2 separate regions of the Mus musculus genome follow, and region 2 is linked to region 1. Evidence: chromatin loops called from intact Hi-C (ENCODE). Cell type or tissue: left cerebral cortex. All regions are shown on one strand.

Region 1 (2,500 bases):
CTCAGCAGTTAAGAGCACTGATTGCTCTTCCGAATGGTCCTGAGTTCAAATCCCAGCAACCACATGGTGGCTCACAACCATCTGTAAAGAGATCTGATGCCTTCTTCTGGTGTGTCTGAAAACAGCTATACTGTGCTGTTAATAAATAATAAATAAATAAATCTTTTAAAAAAACAATAAAAATTAAAATACACTTTTAATAATAAATAAATAAATCTTTAAAAAAACAATAAAAATTAAAATACACTTTTAAATAAGAATCACGAGTAAAGCTGGGCAGTGGTGGCGCACGCCTTTAATCCCAGCATTTGGAAGGCAGAGGTGGGCGGATTTCTGAGTTCGAGGCCAGCCTGATCTACAGAGTGAGTTCCAGGACTGCCAGGCCTACCCTGTCTTGAAAAAACAAACAAACAAAGAATCACAAGTAAAAGATTTGGAGCTGGACGGACCGCATCTGTTTGAGAAGATGTCTGTGATTCTATGATGTCACTATTGGCCCCTCGGGATCAGGGTGGAGAACAGAGATTAATGGATTACCTGCAGATGTGCTGGACTCTAGCCAGATACAGGCCATCATGTGTGCTTGAAAGTCAGAAGGCTGACCAGCATGCTAGTGAAGGTCTGGATAGGCTTCAGAAACCAGGAAATAAACCTCATCAAAGCCAAGGACACTCACCTCCAGTATACTCCCATCTACAATTTAAAAAAAGCTCCTCCCTCTGATGAACGTGTCTGCCTCAAGTACTCTGTAATGGAAATGATCTAAAAAGTTGAATTTATCTCCTTGTAAAGAGTTATGAAAAGGAAGGTTAGGGGGCTGGAGAGATGACTCAGCGGTTAAGAACACTGACTCTTCAAGAGGTCCTGAGTCCAGTTCCCAGCAACCACATGGTGACTCACAACCATTTGTAGTGGGGTCCAATGCACTCTTCTGGTGTGTCTGAAGACAGCAACAGTGTACTCATATAAAATAAATAAATAAATAAATAAATAAATAAATCTTAAAGAGAGAGAGAGAGAGAGAGAGAGAGAGAGAGAGAGAGACAGGTACTCAGAAGAGCGGATGTGGAATAGTGACCTGGGAAAAGGCATGTGTTCTGTGTCAGAGCCCAGACTGACCTCTGACTCATGTTCATCTTGTGTCTGGAGAAGAGTGCTTGTTGGCACAGGGAATTGGAGTTTAGGTTACCAGCATGTAAATGCACCACCACCTGTAATCTGCAGAGTCTAGCACCCTCTACTGGCCCCCATGGGTACTGCATAAAAGTGGTGCATGTCCATGCAGGCAAACCAAAACTTCCTTAGCTTCCAGACTTAGTTTCCAGACCACTGGGACCACAGGTGTATGCATGCATCCATGCCAGCTAGGAATCTATATTTTTCTGACTCTCCGTTCCTTTTTTTTTAAAGATTTATTTATTTATTTTATGTATATGAGTACACTGTAGCTGTACAGGTGGTTATGAGCCTTCATGTGGGTTTGTTGGGAATTGAATTCAGGACCTCTGCTTGCTCTGGTCAGCCCCACTCACTCCAGCCAAAAGATTTATTTATTATTATAAATAAGTACACTGTAGCTGTCTTCAGACACACCAGAAAAGGGCGTCAGATCTCATTACGGGTGGTTGTGAGCCACCATGTGGTTGCTAGGATTTGAATTCAGGACCTTCAGAAGAGCAGTCAGTGCTCTTACCTACCAAGCCTTCTCACCAGCCCCTAACTCTCGATTCTATCCTATTTTCTTATGACAGGCATGGCCTCAGAATAGCTTTGAAGGATGGATCTTGAACTCTGACCCTGCCTCTCTGGCCCAAATGCAGGCATTCCAGGAATGAGATACCACACACACTCACTGACTTGTTTGTTTGTGTTTGTGTTTATTTTTGTTTTGTTGTTGTTGTTGTTGTTGTTGTTTGTTTTTTGTTTTTTGAGACAGCGTTTCTCTGTGTAGCCCTGGCTGTCCTAGAACTCACTTTGTAGATCAGGCTGGCTTCAAACTCAGAAATTCACCTGCCTCTGCCTCCTGAGTGCTGGGATTAAAGGTGTGCACCACCATGCCCCGCACTGACTTTTAAGAGGTTCATACCCACCTCTTTCTTACATTGAATCTTGTTTTGTAACTTTCTGAGAGAATGTCTCACTGTATAGCAAGGCTGGGATAGGATTCAGTCTCTCCCCTCACCCTCTTCAGAACTCAGATTATCTGTGACAAACACAGGAACTTGGGAAAGCAAAGGACTTAGCGGGTTTGCCCTTCCATGTCACAGTCCCTCATTATGGACTGAAGCAGAGAGTAGATGCGGCTTACTGTACTCTTTGGCTTGTTCCACTAGATTTTCCTACAGCCCAGGCCCATCTGCCTAGGGATAGTAACGCCCACAGTGGGGTGTGTCCTCCTTTATCAATTAGCAATCCAATGATGCCTCCAAAGACTTGCTAACAGGTCAGCCTCTTCAACAAAAGTTCTCTCCCCTTCTCCAGGTGCATTTGCATCACAGAC
Region 2 (2,500 bases), 95 kb before region 1:
ACACCCCCACCCCCCAAAAGTAAATTTCACGTGGAAGTTGAAAAGTTTCCTTGCATGATAAGGTTTCACAGTGGGCTCAAGTGGTGAGGTGTACATGCTGCAGGAAGCTGATATAACTCAGCTTCTTACTGTGTTTTCCCCTATGTAGGTGAATATGACCATCTCCCAGAACAAGCCTTCTACATGGTGGGACCCATTGAAGAAGCCGTGGCAAAGGCTGATAAGCTGGCAGAAGAGCACGGGTCGTGAGGGACTCCAGCCAAAGGCAGCACTGCAACTGATCTCTCCATATCAAGCGAGAGCTCAGGTTTCCTTCCATGCAGGCCACACAAGAGCCTTGATTGAAGATGTGATGTTCTCTCTGAAGAGTATTTAAAGTTTTCAATAAAGTATATACCCCTCATTTATGTCTGTTTATGTTGCTTCTGAAACAGCTTATAATTGAGCTCACAGTGGTGGGCCACATTTAGGAAATTGTTAGAAACAGGATTATTATTAAAAAGATCAATTTATTAATGAGATTCTATGGGCCTTGTGTTTCATAATAGGCTCAGCTTTGGTTTTTGCTCCAACTATCACTAAAGTGTTTTTCCCCTGGAGAAAATAGATAAACTTATTCAAGACAGGGATTGCGTTTTTAGGAAATGCTGACTATCTGTCACAATTGAGGGTCTTGTCTAGGTACTCATTCAGAAAATTCTTAATATATTGCCAGAAATTTGAACAAGCCTAGCTGTGCATGTTTGTGCTTGAGTCTTCAGGGCAAAAAAAAAAAATGGTCTCTTAAGATCCCTTATGAAAAAGTTTTAAGGCTTCGGTGATGTTACAAAGAGTAATCTTGATACTGTTGCCACTGGGACTTTTGAAAAGCAGTACTTCCTCTTCATAAAAATGGGTACCTTAGCACACACTATGCTAGGATGTATTTTGTGCCTTACAACGTGTTTGAGCCCAGCCAGTGGCCTCTTGTGGAAGCATTTGACACTACAAGACCTGCAATCTCACCATTTTGAAATCTATTTAAGGCTATTTGCAAGGAGGTATTTCTATAGTCTAATGACTATTTACAAACCAGCTGGAGTTGGCCTGGGGAGGAGCCTACATCTATAAGTTTCACCTTGTAAGGTTGTCCACTTGGGGTAGAGCTCTGGACAGCTCAACTCCCAATTCTGAGCTCTGTGACCTAAAGGGCTCTGGGAAAGGTTCCTGGGGTGGAGTAGAGGCTTGAGCTTCCATCTGTCTATGACGTCCTTGGCTCCAGTCCCTCCTGTGTCAAGATTAGGACAGAAGGTGGCGCCCCTGAGTTGCCTGTTCTTGGTAGTTTGCTCTTGGAGCTTGGGTTGGGGGAAATGCTGTTACCGGGTGGGGACAGCTCCAGATCCTGACTCGAGTCGGCAAAAAGCTGATAAAGACCTAAGAGTACACAGGTCACCTCTTTCTGCTTTGTCACCCAAGTACAGACTTGGAAACTGATATTTTAAAGGTCATTTCCATCCCGGTGTTCGTGTTCTCTAAGGTTTGTAGAGAACCTTTCTCTCTCGCTAGCTGTAACTCTTTGTTTCCTTCATCCTTTACTGTCCCCTTCAACCACAGTCCTAAAGTATTAATATAGTTCTAACCTTCCTCCATATTTCTCCGGTCGGCCCTGTCCTCGCCTCCTCCCTCTCTCCACCCAATGAAAGCCCCGCCCTTCCCTCCTCCCTCCCACCCCAGTCTGTCATACAGGGACATCACCCTACAGCAGTTCAGGCTGTGTCGTTCGCAGGAAGCATACATTGGCTTTTTTGGGGTTTGCGAGTTCCCAGCCCATAGTTGGACAGGATCCAACAGTAGCCTTCAATTGAAGCAAGACCCAAGGACAGTGAGAATCTGGGTCCTAATCCTGAGTCCTGCCAGCCTGACATGGGTAAGTATGATAGCTGCCCCTGGGAAAGGCCTGAGGGATGCCCAGCTCCCTCTCTGGCTGACTCAGCAGGGGTGGGGCCTAACCTTTGCTCTTTTGGGGGAGTGAAGGAAGAGAAACGGACTGTGGGGGGGACACGGGGCTTAGCTGGTGAGCTGCTGAGCATTGGCAAGCTCCAGCTCTAAGGAAGAGCCTGGGGTTGTATCTTAGGTTAGGGCTTCCTTCCTCACCCTAGAACCCCCCGCTCCAATTTAAGTGCAGAGATTCAAGTAGTATTTTACTGTATTCATTACTAGTTCAGTCTTGGTCTTGTAAGAGATGCTTCCCCTCCCCCTAGTTTCTCTCGGTGTTTCTTCCTCCCCCCTTTAACCCACCACCGGGTCGGGGCTGCACTGAGCAGCTGCTTCCTGTTGCCCCAGAGGTTGCTGCAAGGGTGGTGGTGGTGGCTGGGGCCAAACCGAGCAATGAATAAAGTCGATTCTTAGCCCTGCATCAGCCTCACGACCCTGTTACGGATGGCCTCCACCATTGACAGGACAGAGAGCGTTTTGCCTCTGTGGTTTCCTGATTCCAGATTTGTACAGCTGTAGTACGGAT

What was found. A loop is a pair of places that touch in the nucleus more often than their neighbours do. Peaks named below come from ENCODE experiments on the same cell type or tissue, not always from the same donor. Only the 100,000 strongest peaks of a DNase experiment are listed, where the experiment ranks them.
Region 2: it touches region 1 in a loop (6-fold over the local background); 37 of 42 quality-filtered maps call a loop at or near these places.

The regions. Positions count from the first base shown.
Region 1 is chr10:128,184,939-128,187,438 of GRCm38, forward strand. No RefSeq gene overlaps it. Among named protein-coding and RNA genes, the nearest start is that of Gls2, 8.4 kb to the right of the region's middle. In left cerebral cortex, a CTCF peak has its summit at 1,243 (motif pointing left); a DNase peak (open chromatin) is centred at 1,238.
Region 2 is chr10:128,089,871-128,092,370 of GRCm38, forward strand. Atp5b (ATP synthase, H+ transporting mitochondrial F1 complex, beta subunit) reads left to right here. Exons shown (of 10, transcript NM_016774.3): 10 at 149-518. The coding sequence ends at 249. It also overlaps a transcript of Baz2a not described here. Among named protein-coding and RNA genes, the nearest start is that of Baz2a, 1.7 kb to the right of the region's middle. In left cerebral cortex, a CTCF peak has its summit at 1,273 (motif pointing right); DNase peaks (open chromatin) are centred at 1,280 and 1,821; H3K4me3 peaks cover 1,217 bases; H3K27ac peaks cover 1,087 bases.